Regions from separate parts of the Homo sapiens genome. Here all the other regions are linked to region 3. The links are chromatin loops, found by intact Hi-C in ENCODE. Cell type or tissue: ascending aorta. All regions are shown on one strand. Links, peaks and the distances in the headings refer to the core of each region. The heading gives the core; the rest is flanking DNA. Region 1 has its middle 170 kb from the start of OXCT1-AS1. Region 2 overlaps OXCT1 (3-oxoacid CoA-transferase 1). Region 3 overlaps OXCT1 (3-oxoacid CoA-transferase 1).

Region 1 (6,284 bases), core at 816-5,815, 150 kb before region 3:
ATGCTCAGAGTAGTCTCTGATGGTCTTTTGTGTTTCTGTTGTATCAGTTGTAATGACATCTTTATGAATTCTGTTTGTGCTTATTTCAATCTTCTCCATTTCTTTCTTGGTTAATTTAGCTAGTGGTCTATCAATTTTGTTTATCTTTTCAAAAAAACAGTTTTTCTTTTTCATCAATTCTTTGTAATTTTTTGGTCTCAATTTTGTTTAGTTCTGCTCTTTGTTATTTCTTTTCTTTTGCTAGCTTTGGGCATGCTTTGTTCCTGTTTTTTCTAGTTCCTTGAGGTGAAACTTTGGCTGTCTATTTTGAGATCTTTCTTTTTTGTTTGCTTTTAGCCATACACATCTTCTTTTTAAGTTTTAGTTTTTGTGGATATATTTAGGCATTTAATGCTATAAACTTCCCTCTTAGCACTACTTTTGCTATATCTCAGAGGTTTTGGTGTGTTCTGTCTTCATTTTCATTTGTTTCAAAAATTTTGTGGGTTTCTGTGACTATGGAGTAGTAATTCTTTTGTTTCTTTGCTTCTCTAATTAACTTGCTTTCACTTTAAAAAAATTTTAATTTCTTCCTTAATTTCATTGTTGACCCAAAAATCATTCAGGAGCAGATTATTTAATTTCCATGTATTTGTATAGTTTTGAGGGCTCCTCTTGGTTTTAATTTCTAGATTTATTCGACTGTGGTCCAAGAAGGTACATGATATGATTTCAATTTTTTAAAATTTATTGAGACTTGCCTCATGGCCTGCAACATGGTCAATTTTTGAGAACACTCAATGCACAAATGAGAAGAATGTGTATTCTGCAGTTGCAGGGTAGAATCTTCTGTAAATGTCTGTTAGGTCCATTTGGTCTACAGTCCAATTTGCATCCAGAGTTTCTTTTTTGATATTCTCCCTTGATGATCTATCTAGTGCTGTCAGTGGGGTATTAAAGTCCTCTACTATTATTGTATTGCTGTCTATCCTTTTTCATAGGTCTAATAGTATTTGTTTTATGAATCTGGATGCTCCAGTGTTAAGTGCATATATATTTAGGATTATTATCTCTTCTTCTGGAATCAATCTCTTTATCATTATGTAATGACTTCTTTTGTCTTTTTTTTCTTTACTGTTGTAGATTTAAAGTCTTTTTAATGTGATAGAAGAATAGCTACTACTGCTTGCTTTTTGTATCTGTTTGCACAAAATATCTTGTTCCATCCCTGTACTTTGAGGCTGTAAACGTATTTACCCATTAGGTGAATTTCTTGTATGCAGCATATGGTTGCATCTTAGTGTTTTATCCATTCTGCTAACCTCTATATCTTTTAGGTAGAGCACTTAGTTCATTTACCTTTAAAATTAGTATTGATGTGTGAGGTTTTGTTCTTGCCATAATGTGAATTATTACCTAATTGCTTTGCAATCTCGATTGTGTAATTGATTTATAAGACCTGTGTTTTTATGATAACAAGTATTACCCTTTCAGTTCCATGTTTCAAACTCTTTTGAACATTTCTTGTAGGAGCAGCCTAGAGGTGACATTCCCTCAGTGTTTGCTTGTCTGGAAAAGACTTTATTTCTCCTTCATTTATGAAGTTTGGTTTAGCAGCACACAAAACTTTTGGTTGGATTGTTTGTTTCTCTAAGAAGACTGAAAATAGGACTCCAAACTCTTCTGGCTTTGAAACTTTCTGCTGAGAAGTCTGCTGTTAGTTTGAGGGAATTTCTTTTACTGGTGATTAGATGATTCTCTCTTGTCACTTTTTAGGATTTTTTCCTTTATGTTGACTTTGGATAGTCTGATGACTCTATGCCTTGGTTAAGTTATTCTTGAAGTGTATCTTCTAAGGATTCTCTGAGCTTCTTGTATCTGGATGTCTAGATATTTAGCAGGACCAGAGAAGTTTTCCTGCATTAGACCCTCAAATAGGTTTTTCATACTTTTTACCTTTTCTTCTTCTCCCTCTGGAATACCTATAACTCATAGGCTTGGATGCTTTGCACAATGCCATATTTCTCAAAAGCTTTGTTCATTTAAAAAAAATCTTTATTTTTGTCTGACTGGGTTAATTCAAAAGCCCTATCTTTCTACTCTAAAATTTTTCTTCTGCTTGGTCTAGCCTACTGTTAAGGCTTTCAAGTGTATTTTATGATTCCTTCCATGATTTTTGTTTCAATTTTAGAAGTTCTGCTTTCCTTTTTAAAGTATCTATCTCTTCTTCATATTCTGAATTGTTTTCCTGATTCTTTTGTGTTGGTTTTCAACTTTCTCTTGGATCACATTAAGCATTAAAGTCAATATTTTGAATTCTTTTTCTGATATTTCAAAGATTTCATTTTGATTAGGATCCACTGCTGAAGACTTAGTGTGTACTTTGGGAGTGTTGTAACACTCTGTCTTTTCATACTTACAGAATTGTTTCTCTGGTTCCTTTCCTTCTTACTTTCGAATTTATTTTCATTTGGATGGGATTTCCCCCCATTTTGAGGATATGACTAGAGTGTGTGTTGTGCAGGATCCTTTGGCATCAGTTCTGGGTGCTTTCAATGTTAAAGATTCTGTATAAGTTCCTCGGTTATAGATAGCTTTTGTTTGGTGGCTTTCTCAAATGCTGGTTGAAGTCGTGATGTACTGTGTGTGTGAACAGACTCACTGCTTCCTCCTGTGGGGCTGGGAGGGTGGTGGTCTCATGAGACTTATCTCATTCCCTAGTGCTGCGCACTTGTGTCAGCAGATTTTTCTTTTGGGTTATACAGTTCAACCTCCAAGCCAGTAGGTGGCACTTATGGATAAGAGCTGGCTGCAGCTGATAAAAAATGGTATATGTTTGATCTTTGTTTACCATGAGAAGCTCCCTGTAGATTCAGACATTAGACTGTCCTGTGGCATACATAATAGTCTGAGCTCCCTGCTTAGCCCCTGAGTGGGGACTAAGGGCCAGATCAGCAGGCCTGCCTACACCATCACTCAATGGCAGGCATAATCACCAGGTCCAAGGTGGGATTCAGGGTACAGCCATCAAGCACCCAGGGATGTACTGGGGAGTAGAGTGTACAGACCTCCACTGTTCCAAGTTCTGTGCCTAGGACAGGTGGCCTAAACTCCTAATCAAAAAGAGTGGGTGCTCCAGTCATATGCCTGCAGATATAACTGGGCATGTAGTGTAGAGGGTGCCAGTGCACCAAGATGGGTGGTGAGAGGGAAAGGGGGTGACTCAGGCTTCTACTCCAGGTGAGCAGGTGCACTGATTGCTTGGAATTATGCCTGGGTATGGAGAGGAGAGGGCACCACTGCACCCAGATTTGTGCACAGGAAAGAAGGGGTGACTCAGGCTCCTAATTCAGGCAGCAGGTGTGCCAAATACCTGGAGATATGTACTCTGGCAAGAAGTGGAGTAACTCCTGCATAACATTTTAATAGCTGATGCAGAAAGGTCTTTACAGGGGAATAAAGGGGCAACTCAGGCCCCTATTCCAGGCAAGTGGTTGTACCAAATGCCTGGAAATATGCCCAGGTGTGGAGAAGAAGGAGCACCACTGCACCAAGTTCTTTGCAAGGGAAGAGAGATGTGGCCCACGTTCCCATTCCGGGTGAGGAAGAGTAGGGTCTGCCTCCCTCTTGCACCTTACAGCTGGTGGGGCACTGTCTCCTGATTGACCAAGGGAGCAATCTGGGGCACCCAGCAATGACAGAGGCAGACCAGTCTCAAGCTACAAAGCTGTTCCTGGCCAGAGATTACACCACTCAGGAGAACCTGCAGCTTCGGCAATTCTCCTCCTGCTCAAGTTCAGTGATGGGAGAAAGCCCAATTCTAGCACCTACTTATGGGGTGCACTCTACATTTGCCATTCAATTTTGTCTTTGGGCAGTCTTCCCACACTCCAGAGCAAATGCTCTAATCTCTGGCTGGAGACTAAACTGCTTGTGACAGACACCACTGCCAGATCATCAATCAATGAGTGACTGCATGAGTCCAGATTAAAAATGATATCTTCCGGCCGGGAGTGGTGGCTCACACTTGTAATCCCAGCACTTTGGGAGGCCAAGGCAGGCAGATCATGAGGTCAGGAGATCGAGACCATCCTGGATAACCTGGTGAAACCCCGTCTCTACTAAAAATACAACAACAACAACAAAATTATCCGGGCATGGTGGTGGGTGCCTGTAGTCCCAGCTACTCGGGAGGCTGAGGCAGGAGAATGGCATGAACCTGGGAGGCGGAGCTTGAAGTGAGCTGAGATTGTGCCATTGCACTCCAGCCTGGGCAACAGAGCAAGGCTCCATCTCAAAAAAAAAAAAAAAAGAAAAGAAAAGAAAAGAAAGATACTTTCTTCTCAGTCCTGGGTCTGGGAATATGCCTGTAGCTTTTCCCAGTGGATTTTCCTGTTATTGTCTCCCAGCCTTTCCCCAAGCTAGCTCCAGCACTTCAGAGACCCAAGGTGCTCCCTCATGGCCTGAGTTGCATGGATCCTTAATGGAAAACTGAATCACAGGTATGTTGTCCGCCTCTCATGTACTGGGGATTCACTCACTTTTATCAGCAAATGCTGACATATAGCCTGCTTTCTGCCTTCTCTTTTCCAGGAAATGTAGAGTCCTTTGCTTTTTGGGTGAATTCCCATATTCCTTCTTGAATAAAAGCTCACAATATTGATCTTCATGCACTATTTTGCTGTGTCTAAGTGTATGAGGCACACTAAAAGCCTCTAATTTACCATTTTGGAAAAAAAAAACCTGATAGTTCTATTTTCAATTTTTTTAAGAACCCCCATACTACCAGTACAGAATGGCTATACTGGTATACAATTGCACCAACAGTGGGTAAGTATTCCCTCTTCTCCACATCCTTGCCAACACTTGTTTTCTTTTGCCTTCTTGATAGTAGCCATTCTAACTGAAGTGAATAGACTGACAGCCAACTGATTTTTCTACAAAAGTGCCAAGAACACATATTGGTGAAAAGACAATCTCTTCAATGAATGGTGCTGAGAAAATTGGCTATCAACATGCTGAAGAATGAGACTAGACCACTACCTGACACCATATAAAAAAATCAATTCAAAATAGATTAAAGGTTTAAATGTAAAACCTGAAACTCCAAAACTACTAAAAGAAAACACAGGGAAAATACTTCCCAAATTGGGCTGGGCAAGGATTTTTAAAATAAGACCTCAAAAGCACAGGAAATAAAAGCAAATATAGACAAATTGGATTATAACAAACTAAAAACCTTATGGACAGCAAAGGAAACTATTAACAAAGTGAAGAGATGACATACAGAATGAAGAAAATGTTGTGAACTATACATCTGACAAGAAGTTAATATCCAGCATATATAAGGAACTTAAACAACTCATCAACTTAAAAACAAATGACCTGATTAAAAAATGGGCAGAAGATCATAATAGGTATTTCTCAAAAGATGACACACAAACTGTCAACAGATATATGAAAAAATAATGTTCAGCATCTCTAATCGTCAGGGAAATGCAAATCTAAACCACAGTGAGAAACCTTTTAATGTTCTTTTCGTGGCATGCTCTAAAGTACAGTTCACATGGTGGCCCAGAAACATGCTCTGTTTGATCTGCACGGTGACCTAAATTTTTTAAATTAAATGCAAAAAAAAAATGGAGATTCACACATAAAATACACCTGAAAAAAAATCAAAAGACATGACACATTGTGCCAACCGATTTGCCAGTCAGATGGTTTAAATGAGTTCTTATGTCTCCAGTATGTGTGCTACACTTCCCAGCACTCCCTATTACTTATACAATAGCTCATTTCACCCATTTCCTCTTACTCTTCAATCCCTGTAGACATTTGATTTTGTGATCTTCTTAAACTTTCATAAAATATAATATCCTTCCCATTTAATAGATGGGAATAGAGACACAAAAAAATGCTGTGTGATTATAATAAGGTTCTCATGAACTATCAAAGTCTGGAAAAGGAAATCAAATTCATTGAAACTTCATATCCAAGCCATAATATACTTCTTCAAGCTTTGAACTTCTTACTGCCAAGGATTAGCTATATTTCATGTAAAAGTATACTAGAGATTCATTTGGAAAAGAAAACAATGCCATACTCCATGCAATTATAAATTAGTTTCTGTAGAAACTGTAGCACCAACTACATTTTATAATTATAATTTGTGATTTATTTAAAAAATTAAATTTTCCATTCAGCATTAGCTGTAGTGACTCATACTATTGGATTAGTCAATTTCCATCTCTCTACCCTATAGATTATAGTTTCTTACATTGTTTGGAATCACTTTTAAGGATCTG
Region 2 (6,284 bases), core at 498-5,497, 50 kb before region 3:
ACACTTCTTATGCTTAATTTTTCTCAACTAGACTTCCATGATGTTCCTACAGAACTCCAGAGTTGTTCATCCCACTAGGTCCATTCCTTTGGGAACTCGTGGGCTCCAAGTTATATTGAGAAAAGTATAAAGTAATAAACATTTGTATTTTAATCATTCACAGGAATCTTAACAGGATATGTAAAAATATGGTACGCATTGGAAAAGCTTTCCTACAAATAACTACATAGTGTACACTACCACTATGAGAGCTTCCAGCCTTACTACATGCTAAATCATAATATAAACAAATCTTATACTGATATGAAGATGCCCATGTTCCCCGAAGGGAAGAAGATATTTAACACATTTCTGCTTCATACCCAGGACCACTGAGCAAATTGATTTCAAAAATCATTAGTCTAGAGAAATAGATGTATTTAAAACCCTATTGCTTTTGTTCATAGGACCCAATGCTTTTCTCTTCTTTGCCAGGTATCCGCAACTTCTTTTTTATTTTATTTATTTATTTTTTTTTTTATGAGACGGAGTCTCGCTCTTTCGCCCACAGGCTGGAGTGCAGTGGCGCGATCTCTGCTCACTGCAAGCTCCGCCTCCCGGGTGCACGCCATTCTCCTGCCTCAGCCTCTCGAGTAGCTGGGACTCAAGCGCATGCCACCACGCCCGGCTAATTTTTTGTATTTTTTAGCAGAGACGAGGTTTCACCATGTTAGCCAGGATGGTCTCAATCTCCTGACCTCGTGATCCACCCGCCTCGGCCTCCCAAAGTGCTGGGATTACAGGCGTGAGCCACTGCGTCCGGCCCGCAACTTCTTATAAGAACAATAACCTATTTACCAGGTACTAAGTGTCAAGCTCTGTGCTATGTACTTTGTATGCATTGTCACATGTATTCCTTCATATAGTCCTATAAAGTAGGTACTGTTATATGATTCCCATTTTTACAGATGAGGAAAAATAGGAAATTAGCTCAAGTTACACTGCCAGCAAGCGTCAGAAATAAGACTTTAATCCACAACTATCTCACTACAGGGCCTTGCTCTTACCTACTAAGCTAAGAGAACCAAATGAGACCCCTAAAATTATCTGTTCTCAAACCCTCACTTTATAGATGAGGGCATTTTAACCCAAAGAGCATAAGTGAAATGTTCAACATCACACCTTGATTACTGGTAGAGTCAGTGCTAAAACCCAGGGCTTGCTTTCCTATAGTCACTCTACTACCCCGTATGGCCCTTTTCTAAAATTTGAAAACAGAAATACATTGTAATATCCTACACAAGTATTTCCACAAACTTTCTATCTGACTCACTGTACGATGCTCAGGAGACCCTCCCTGATTTTTTTGAAGCAATCAAAAGCTGCTAACCCTTGTAACTATGGCTGATTCTGAAAGATCAGTATTTTTACAACTAAACTAACAATATAATCCACAATTTGCTAAGGGTTCTTATTATGATGGCTCAATGATGTTTTTCTCTTACATTTTAAAATGAAGTGAGTTGTAATCAATCTTTAATATGCTGGTTCTCAAACCTGGTCACATATCAGAACCACCTGAGTTGCTTTGAATGACCCAGTGTCCAGGCTACATCCCAGATTAATTAAATTAGAGACTACCTGGGCTGGAACCCAGGCATCAAAATTTCTTAAAACTCTGAGGTATTCTAATACACCACCAAGTTTGAAAACTAGGGCTTGAATAATTATTAAAACTTAAACATAACATTTCAGGTGGCATTAGATCAAATGAGCTAGACTAACATGATCTCTAGATCAAATGAGCTAGACTAACATGATCTCTAACATTGTTATCAACTACATTAATCCACCTTCCTCAAAAAATTATTAGAAAACAAATTTAAGAGATTTCAAGAAAACTGTCCTATCATAGACCACCAGCCTCAGTTATTTGACAAGATTCTTCTTAGCTTGTTCTATAGAGAAACATATGGAAATCCTTAAACACACACACAAAGAGCAACCGGGCTACCAGCCAAAATGAGCTCATAATCATAAACATACCCATTATTGTTTCCATGCACGTACTTGGGAAGCAACATCCTGGTCTATAATGAACTACACTCATGAATTAAGTCAGTGATAACAGTCCTCTTTCCAAAGCTAATTCTAAGAGGTTTCTTCCTTGATTTAGGTCACTATTAAATGACAACTGTGCATTTCATATTAAATGACAACTGTGCATTTCACAAGGATATTAAACTCTCACAGGTTTTGAATTCCATAGCAGAGGACAATGATTATTTATGGGGTCACATGACCAATCAAGATGATTTCAATCACTGATTAATAGAATTAACAATTAGCAAAGTTAATTAACAACGCTAACAAACTTGTTAATTGTTCTTCCTAGTTTAAAATTTTAGTTATGGTAAATATTTGTATTTCTTATTTTCAGAGTATAATTAGCCCTTTTTCTGTTTTTTAAGTCTTCTCTAACTTGGTTTCTTCTAAGCAAGAGGTTTCGGCTCTGACCTTGCCTACTTTTAGTCCCAAATGCACAGTAAATTGGCAAAGCTGAATACTTCTCAGTGCTTACTTAATTAAAATTTGATTCTAGTAAGAAATATATATTAAAATATTTCATTTTTAAAGAATCGTGATCTCATGGCCCTTTTTCTTAGTATTTAAAATATAATTATTCTGATCCAAACATAATTCAGAATAAAAAATGTCTACTTACAGGTATCATCCAGTTAGCCAGGTCACCATATTTGGAAACCTGCATCGCTCCTAGCATTGTCAGATCGACGTGTCCACTGAGAAAGAAAGAGGAAGAATAAAGTGAACCTCATAAGCTTTTGTCCCCTTTGCTTGAACTTGCCAGCAATTAGAATAACTTCATACCACCAAAATATACTTGCTTCCCCCACCACACAACTGATTTCCTAATAGATCAGCTCCATGCTGACAGAGAAATAATCACTAAAAATTCTTTTTGAAAAAAAAGTTACAGTATACATTGTTTCAATAACAAACTATGAACAGGTGTACACAGGAAGACTGTTTCCTTCAGTGAGGCAGAATGTGACTACTTGAACACAAACACTAGCTAGAAAGTGAACACAGTTTGAAGAAAATGTTAGAATCCTCAGAAAGCACCTTAGAAATGTTTATTTCAGTATGGTTGGCACAAAGGCATGGATTCCATTTTGGGGGTTCTTTTCCTAACAGTGGGCTGGATATTCAATGCCCAACATTCGATGTGAATAATTTCACACCCTGCAGCCGAACAAACTCCTGATAGTTTTCTGGCTGGGAAATGTGGCTGTGTTTCAGAGCCTTGCTAACACACTCAGACGATGACTCAGCTCATTCCATACTGTCTGAAACATGAGGGGCTCTGTTATTACATACCCTCTAATCATTGCAAATGATTCATCGCTGGAGAAAAAAGAGGCTCCTGGAAGAATAGTAACTGTTTCCTTGCCTAAACACACACACACACAAAAGAAAGAAAAGGCTATTAGATTTCTAAGAGTATCATGGTGAACAGAGGTCCACATCTTCTCCATTCCCAAAAGAACTTAAGCTCCCTTTACCAAAATGCAGTGACATAGCAGGTGGGGGGACACAGTAGGAACCTTTTGTGGTGGAAAGCATTTTGTCACTGACATTGCTCTTGCCTTTGCATGATGATAATGAAAAGCAGACCACTTTTAGTTTTCTTATTGTTTGGAAATTCTCTACAGCAGCAGTCCCCTTTTTGGTACCTCAGACCGGTTTTATGGAAGACAATTTTTCCACAGACTGGGGGATGGGGATGGTTTCAGGATAAAACTGTTGTTCCACATCAGCTTATCAAGCATTAGGTTATCATAAGGAACGGGCAACCTAGATCCCTCATATGCACAGTTTACAATGGGTTCAGTCGGGCTTCTATCAGAATCTAATGCTGCTGATGATTTGAGAGAAGGCCAAGCTTAGATGGTAATGCTCGTTTGCTCGCCTGCTGCTCACCTCCTGCTGTGCAGCCTGGTTCCTAACAGGCCATGGACCGGTACTGGTCCACAGCCCAGGGGTTAGGGACCCCTGTTCTACAGGAAATGCACCCCTCTATTGTCCATACCTCTCCAGCCTCTCGCCATCCCCATTCCCTTCACAATCCTCTGCTAAATACTACTTAGGAATGAGGAGGAAGGAAGTTCTGGGGTAACACCTGTCAGAATCTAATGCTACTGTAAGTCACTGAGACAGAGAGACTGTGGAATCAACATGAACATAAGAAGGAATGCAATTTTGAAGGGAATGACACAGGAGATGCACCGCAGTTTCTTTTTTTAATCAACAAATAACTTCAGTGATAAGAATAACTTCTGAGATGCTAATGTACAGCATATAGTATTAACTATAGTTAATACTATACTGTATAATTGAAATTTGCTAGAAAAGTAGATCTTAAGAGTTCTCACTACAAAAAAAGGTAACTCTGAGGTGATGGATGTGATAATTAATGATTGTGGTAATCATTTCACAATGTATATGTATATCAAATCATCACATTACACGTCTTAAATATAAACAATTTTTATTGGTTAAGTATATCTCAGTGAAGCTGGGGAGAAATAAAAATAAAATTAGAAAACACATATAGAAAAAAAGGACCCACCTAATTCCTTAATTTCATTTGGCCTGAACTCTCGACTTTTCATCTCTCTCCCCTTTTCTTTCTTTTTCTGACTCATCTGTACTCTCTTGCCCCATAAGCTTCTATTAAAACCACAGGATTTTCATAAAATCAGGGAATAACATGGTAATACTGGCCAATGTATCTAAGGTTAACTTCCAAGAGGTCCCCTTGGAAGGACATCTCCCAAGACTTACATCTCATAATGAGGTTCAGAGCTGGAAAAGATTTTCAAGGTCATCTACTCCCCATAGAACTAATAAAATCACCTGACTCATATCTAAGCTGCTCCCATCTTGTGATCTATTTCCTCTCTATTCAGGAGCTTCAGGGGCCTGGGAATAGCTTCTGGTCTCAACCAGGAAGGTGCTCACATACCACTGTGCCAAAGATAAGTCACCTGTTTTGAGAACACCCCATGCATGGCCTCAGTATAATAGGGCAGACAAAAAGAAAGAGAAGCAAAACTGTTATTCCAAAATTGGAATAGGAAATAGCTCCCAGAAACAAAAGGACCACAGGCAGTCTGAATATCCCTAGCTGTGCAACACAGTTATATCCTCAGATTCTCAAGTCTTTCCCGAAAGCTAACTTTTCCATCAATATCCCCCTCCATTAAAACTTGAGTATGGAGAAAGAGTAAGCTTATTTATAAATATATAAATACTTCATCTTGATATAAATATATATCTCTCGAGGGAGTTTTATTCCAAATGATAGAAATATTTTTGTATCTTTTAAAGTACACAAAATTGAAAAGTTTTGAAAATACTTCCTGGTATGGTTAGCAGGGGCTTTTAAACAGCATGTAAGACGTAGTGGATTAAATTAGATAATGCATACAAAGTCCTTACTCTAACTTGCCTGGCACAGAGAAAGGGCTTTATAAACGTCACCTTTTATTATTGCCATTTTTGTTATTCCTCTCTCCAAAGCTACTTATAAAAGAGATAATGCCATTGCCCCTCTAGGGACAAATGCCACAGGACCAAGCAATTGGCTTATATGGTGGGGTTGTATGGCCAGCCTGTGTGAGCTCTAGGTTTTAAGACAGGCATAACACAACTAAACCTTATTCTAGACACAATGTCTATAACCTGCAAATTCAGATCCTCATCAGTCCTGTGGGAAGTCAAGGAGGAGGAATTTGTAGGACAAAAAGGAAGAAAAACATTAAAAATTCCAGTTCTTTGTTTTTTAGAGGCTAAATAACACTGACTTCCAAAAGACAACCTGCACTGGCTGATAATACATAGAAGGCATATTTACCATGTTATAGGAAACTGAGATCAATGGGAAGAGCTTTGGATCTCCCTATATTATTTGTGAAGCATAGTTTTATTAAAGAGCCTAGAAAACAACTCTCTTGAAAAATCATTATCAAGGCCTCTGCTAATACATTACTGCATCTTAAAAATTACATTCTTTTGAAGCAAGGTTAATTTTCAGCATTTTTAAACATCCAATATCTAAACAAAAATAAGTATCCTAAAATTGAATCCATGATTTTCACATAGAATGTCCAAGTTTGGTCAAGAAAAGTCGTAACTAAAGGCAATCAACACAAAGAGGGCTTTCTTATTTGGCTATTCCTGATTGATTTGTCTCCTCCAATTTTTCTTTATGTATATCTCAA
Region 3 (6,284 bases), core at 828-5,827:
GCAAGTTGAAATTCCTTGCACTTTTCCTACAGGGGTGGAGGAGATAAGAAAGTGGGGGGGAAAAGACGAAAAATAAGCATCTCTGTCACCTTTAAGGTTTTATAGATTAGAATTTCTATGAACTAAGAATCTAAGAATCTTTCCAAAAAGAGTGTATCATATTTTCCATTAATAAAGTTTCATAAATATCTCATAAATTTTAAAAACCATAACTACTTTATTCAATGTATATAGTTTTGTTTTGAACAGGATTGAGGGAAAGAGGAACTATTTTTCACATTCAACATATAGCTACAACAAAAAAAGGAATATTAATAAATCTATCTTATTTGAAGTTAATTTCCCTTAATCTTTTAACAAGTATGCTTTGTCCCTATTAGTTAAATATTTCATTCAACCACTTGCTTTCATTAAAATATTAAGAAAGGAAAAGTAGCAAATGCTTCACATGAGAAGGTACAGTAATTACATTCTCTATTGAAGAGAAGCCTATTGCTGAAACTAAATGAAACATTCATTGATAATTTGTGAGTCAACTATAAAGATCATTCTGGAGAATCATTTTCTGATGAAGTTTTTGGAAGTATAACACCCACATCAGACCCCGAGGTGTAAAAATTTCTAGCAGGTGCCAATTTTGCCGATGGTTTTGCACTCTGATGTTCCTCAATACAGTTCCCCTAATGGTAAAAATTAAAACATATTTTTTGTCTCTGGGAATATACGTTGATGGCAGAATTTCTTTGGTAAAAGGAAGTAAGTCACAGCTATGTTTTACTAGCTCTTTTGAGCCACCAATATTTCTTTTGCTCAGATTGAAGAATGAGTACAGGAATAGGAGCATCCTTGAGAAAGGAGCCCTCGTGAACTTTCACAAGTTGCTGGGTTAGATCCCACCAGACATCCAGGCATCAAAAGCTCCAAGGGCAGAATGGTCAGAGGCAAAGGAGTCCCAAGTCCCCCACTTGAATAACCTAGACAGACTTCTGTTCCAGCTGTCCCACTAAATATGAAGTTAATCCTAAGGTCACTTGACCATTGGTGATGCAAGCTTTCATTTCACACCCGAACTCATTAACCACCAGCATAAAGTCAGTGCCCAGAATAGCCCTTGTGCAGCCTTCAAATACCAGAGCCAGGCACTGCAGCGCAGAATAAACATGGGAATATTTTCAATAATTCCTTTCTGTTTGGTAGTATACAATTTTGTTAATCTTTTTTAAAAAGCAACTAAACGTGTAAATATTACACAAACGTGTCAAATAAGGTAAAGATGATGTAAAATTACTCCTGTTATTGCCAAAATTAGTTGTACTTTAAAAAACTGGCTAAATTAAAGAAATCAAAGAGCATTAATATCACATAAGTCCTTCAGAAATAAAAAGTGATATGAGAGTATCACTGAGAACTTAACTGTAATTGCACCAAAGCTGCATTTGCTAAAGATTTAAAAATTGTTAATCGAAAGCAGCAAATGATAAATAAGCAAAAACAATGATTTCTGTAATCTGATAGGTAAAGTCTTCAAGATCAGTTTGGAAAACTCTTAAGTGTACACTCAAAGGTTTCATATTCCTCAAAAAACAACTATATAAATCTATAAATCCAAGATATAAATACTTAGTATGCTTAGAATAACCAAAAGATTTTAAAATCTATAAAGTCTGTGGCTGAGAGGATTGAAAATTCAGTATTATAAAGGTTAATCAATTTTTCAGATAGAACCTTTGTAAGCATTTCCTAGAAGACACCAAAAGGACTGAAGGACTGACCCCAATGATTATTAGCAGTATCTTTCCAGAGTATCAAATTAGCTTTGACATTTTAAGACAATACATGTAAATTACAATATCAATTAAATAAAATTGTATGATGTCACATTTTCTAAGCATGTAACTGGTCTTGGCAACTAAAATACACAAGGAGAAAAACAACTGCATGTGCCTATATAAAAGGGCATATAGATCCAAATATTTAACAAGCAGTGCAACATAGATATCGACCAGTCTAAACAGACTCCCACAAGTGGACATACCAGCAGCCCTGCACACACCTATATATGTGCAATACACATGGGCATGTATGATTTTGGGCCATTACGAAAATACATTTTTAAATTCCAAATTCACTCTGATGTCCATTTTTAGAGTTGCTGATATGCACGAGTGTTTTTAAAACTATCACAATACCTGAAAATCACGTTTCCTGCTCGGTCCGCCTTCCAGGCTTTCACCAAAGCAAAATCCCCTGTAATTGCTTCCTCCAAAATAAAGTGCTGACCATTGAACTCCCTCACCTGCAGAAGAGGGAGAAGGCATCATCAGGTATTTGCATAGGTCTTGATTGTGATAGAGGCACTCTGATAGAGGTAGATAATAAGGATACAAGCCTACTGAGGGAAAATTTCTCAGAGGGAAAAGCATCCCAGAGACTTCAAAGATAAGCAGTGTTAGGCAAGCAGGACTTAGTCAAAGTGGTCTAAGGGGAGCTAAGGAAACAGACAAGCAAAGGTCCAGTGACAAAAGAAAATTTGTGCATTTGAGGAACTGAAAGTTCTATGGCCTGAGGGATAGACTATTTTCATTTTACTATTTGTATGTACAGGTTGTATATTGAATGTGAAAAATAGTCCTTCTTTCCCTCTCCCCTGAAAAAACAGTTTGCATAAAATGGTCTATGTATTGTTTTCCTACATAAAATAGTTACAAAAATCTATCATTCAGCTATCCTCAATAACCTATATCACCTGTTGAGATTTTAAATGGGATTCACAGAATCAGTAAATTTGGAGAAAACCAACAAGCCCTATCTTCCCACCCATGAGCATAGTATATGTCTCCATTTACTGAGGTTTTCTTCGACCTCCTTCAATAGTTTTATTATTTTCTCCATAAAAGCTTTATTTTTTTTCTTAGGTTTATTTATAGGTACTTAGTGGTTTCTCTTGCTACTGTGAATGTTACATTTGCTCCTATCTACTCTTCTGACATTACTGATCTAGGGAATGCTATTGATTTTTATTTATGTTTATTGCCTTTTAATTATACTACCAATTTTGGAGGGAAGAACATAAAGCAAAACTGTCTTGCCATCATGTTCTTTTATTCTTGACGGTTTATTTCCGGGAATTAAAACAAGCATCCATTGCCACACTCCATCACTGCACAAAATGGAGCCATGTGAATGTAGAACTCCATTCTCATCCCTACCGCACCCCCTAGTGGAAAAACAGACTAAGTGCGTTTTACAAAAAGCTGCTATAGAAAATAGAAAATTTTGGTACATTTATTTCAACTATGGTTTGAAACAAAACCTTTCTTAAATAAAGGCTACTTTAAAGACATTAACCAAGTTGCCTGCTAGAAAAAAGATTAATGCACTTAGGGAATAACTGATGAATGAGGATCTTACTATAGGAACTAAGATAAATTATATGAAAGATATTTCTGAGCCACATATCAATATACAAAGTTATTTTGGAACGGCTTATGTATTTCAAAAATCACTGTAAATACCAACAATGATAGTTGAGTGTTTTACATACAGATCTAGAAAACTGGGGTAAATATATGCAAATGCAAGGCAAAGTCAATAAATAGGCTTCTTTTATATTCTAGTTACATAATTTTCTGATGTGTCTACATACCAGCTGTTGCTGAGTGTTAGTTTTACTGAAATTTAAAAATGGGGAAGGAGTTGGTTTTGTCAAACTAGCTATTATACTCACTTGAAAGAATTCTACATTTCGTAGTCACCACTTCCTCACTTTTTGGTTCTTTCTTGAATCTAATGAGATTTTCATCCCCTCTATTCCAAAAAGGAATAATTCTTAAAGTTGTCAATGACCTCTGTTTTTGCAAATCCAATGATTCAATTCCAGGCCCTGTATTACCAACCTCTTCACACTCAGTTGATCATTCCCTTCTTTTTAAAATTTCCCTTCTCTTTCAAATTGCCAGATGCCCCTGGGTTTCTTCTTTACTTACTAATCACTCTTTCCCATTTCTCTTTGCTGCTCCTTCTCTTCCCAATTTCTAAATGTCAACGAGGTGCTCTGCACTCAGCCCCTAGACACTCATCTAGTATACAGATTTAAATACTATATGCTGATGCCTCCAAAGTCTCTATCCTGGCTCTAGACTCTCCCCTGATATGACGTTCACTAAGCACCTCCTCTTGGAGTCTAATGAACGTCTCCAATGCACCATGTTCCAAACAGAGCTCTTTGATAAGGCCTGTGCTTCATTCATCTTACACAGTATGCTTGACTCCTCTTACACCCCTTACCTATCTACCAGTAAATCCTGTTGGCTCTACCATGAACATAACACCAATTTCAACCACTTCTCTCAAACTCCACTGTTACCACCTTGGTCTAGCCACCTTCCATTCCCTCCTAAATTAACACAACAGCCTCCTAAACCCTCTCTCGCTGCTTCTGCTCTTGGCTTCCTAGCAAAAAAAAAAAAAAAAGAACCACCACCCCAGCAGCCACAGTGATAGTTACAAAAGACAACTCAAATTACATCACTCTCACCCTTATTCAAAACTCCATAGGCTTCCCACTGCGTTCCGTAAAATTCAAACTTTGCATGAATTTGACTCCTGCCTCTCTTCAATCTCCATCCTTATCACTCTCTGCCTCATGTGCTGTTCCAGCCTCACCACCCTCCTGTTCCCCAAACACGGCAAGCCTGTAGCTGCCTCAGCACCTTGTACTTACTCTTCCTTCTGAACAGAGCACAAACCCTCTTATCTCCACTTGCCTCGTTCTCCTACCTTATTCAGGTCTCTACCAAGTGTCACCTCCCCAAAGAAGCTCTCCCTGGCCACCAGTCTGGAATATCAGCTGCCTGGCCAGTGATAATTAATTCTCTTTGCTGTTAATCTACTTGATTTGTCTTCACAGTACTTCCACTATAGACATTATGCATTTATTCATTCATTGTCAGTTCCTCCACTAGCAGGAGGACTTGATCTAGATCATTTTACCACAGTGCTTAGACCAGGGTTTGGCAAAGAGTAGGACCTCAATAAATAACACTAATTTAGAAATGAACTCACTTTTTCCTGCTTTAAGTAAAAAAAAAAAGTACTAAGAATTAAGAAATAAATTATCTGTCATATTCCTAGGGAATTCAGACAAAATTAAAAAACTACGAGTTTGAGGCACCTGATTCCAGGCAGAAATGAACCTAAGAAATATTTTAGTCTCATATTTTCACGAGGTGAATTAATTTTTCAACTTCTAGCAAGCTATCAAAGTATTTATCCCAAGTTTTCCGGGAACTTTATGAGATACTACTACAGTTCATTTTAACAATTAGGCTCCTGTCTTTTACTTTGTCAAGAAGCCTTTTAAACTTATTTAGACAGTAAAGGAAAAAGATCAAACATAAAAAACACATTTTTTATCTTAAAATATTTTAATGTAAAATTTATCATATAAAAATGTACAAAATATGCTTATGTAGCATTTTAAAAATATATGCAGTACTTATACATTTTTATAACACCAGCTTAAGAAATAGAACATTAATATTCAGTTTAAATCCCCCTGCATTCCCTCCCTAATTGCACTCATTTTCTGCCTTCCAATCCAGAAGTCTTCTCTTTATTTATTTATGTATGTATGTATGTATTTATTTATTTATTATTATTATACTTTAAGTTTTAGGGTACATGTGCACAATGTGCAGGTTAGTTACATATGTATACATGTGCCATGCTGGTGTGCTGCACCCACTAACTCGTCATCTAGCATTAGGGATATCTCCCAATGCTATCCCTCCCCCCTCCCCCCACCCCACAACAGTCCCCAGAGTGTGATGTTCCCCTTCCTGTGTCCATGTGTTCTCATTGTTCAATTCCCACCTATGAGTGAGAATATGCAGTGTTTGGTTTTTTGTTCTTGCGATAGTTTACTGAGAATGATGATTTCCAATTTCATCCATGTCCCTACAAAGGACATGAACTCATCATTTTTTATGGCTGCATAGTATTCCATGGTGTATATGTGCCACATTTTCTTAATCCAGTCTATCATTGTTGGACATTTGGGTTGGTTCCAAGTCTTTGCTATTGTGAATAATGCTGCAATAAACATACGTGTGCATGTGTCTTTAAAGCAGCATGATTTATAGTCCTTTGGGTAGATACCCAGTAATGGGATGGCTGGGTCAAATGGTATTTCTAGTTCTAGATCCCTGAGGAATCGCCACACTGACTTCCACAAGGGTTGAACTAGTTTATAGTCCCACCAACAGTGTAAAAGTATTCCTATT

The links. Peaks named below come from ENCODE experiments on the same cell type or tissue, not always from the same donor. Only the 100,000 strongest peaks of a DNase experiment are listed, where the experiment ranks them.
Region 1: it touches region 3 in a loop (15-fold over the local background); 30 of 110 quality-filtered maps call a loop at or near these places.
Region 2: a loop joins it to region 3, with 2.4 times the contacts of the local background. A loop is called at or near these places in 8 of 110 quality-filtered maps.

The regions. Positions count from the first base shown.
Region 1 is chr5:41,693,405-41,699,688 of GRCh38, forward strand. No RefSeq gene overlaps it. Among named protein-coding and RNA genes, the nearest start is that of OXCT1-AS1, 170 kb to the right of the region's middle. In ascending aorta, for the core only: a CTCF peak has its summit at 2,755 (motif pointing right); no DNase peak of the experiment used is centred there.
Region 2 is chr5:41,791,299-41,797,582 of GRCh38, forward strand. It overlaps OXCT1 (3-oxoacid CoA-transferase 1), which reads right to left. Exons shown (of 17, transcript NM_000436.4): 12 at 3,379-3,451; 13 at 2,705-2,780. Among named protein-coding and RNA genes, the nearest start is that of OXCT1-AS1, 76 kb to the right of the region's middle. RefSeq lists an enhancer at 3,209-3,503. In ascending aorta, for the core only: no CTCF peak of the experiment used is centred there; a DNase peak (open chromatin) is centred at 3,293; H3K27ac peaks cover 4,601 bases.
Region 3 is chr5:41,840,486-41,846,769 of GRCh38, forward strand. OXCT1 (3-oxoacid CoA-transferase 1) reads right to left here. Exons shown (of 17, transcript NM_000436.4): 6 at 2,190-2,296; 7 at 1-26. Among named protein-coding and RNA genes, the nearest start is that of OXCT1-AS1, 26 kb to the right of the region's middle. In ascending aorta, for the core only: a CTCF peak has its summit at 3,233 (motif pointing left); a DNase peak (open chromatin) is centred at 3,167; H3K27ac peaks cover 1,559 bases.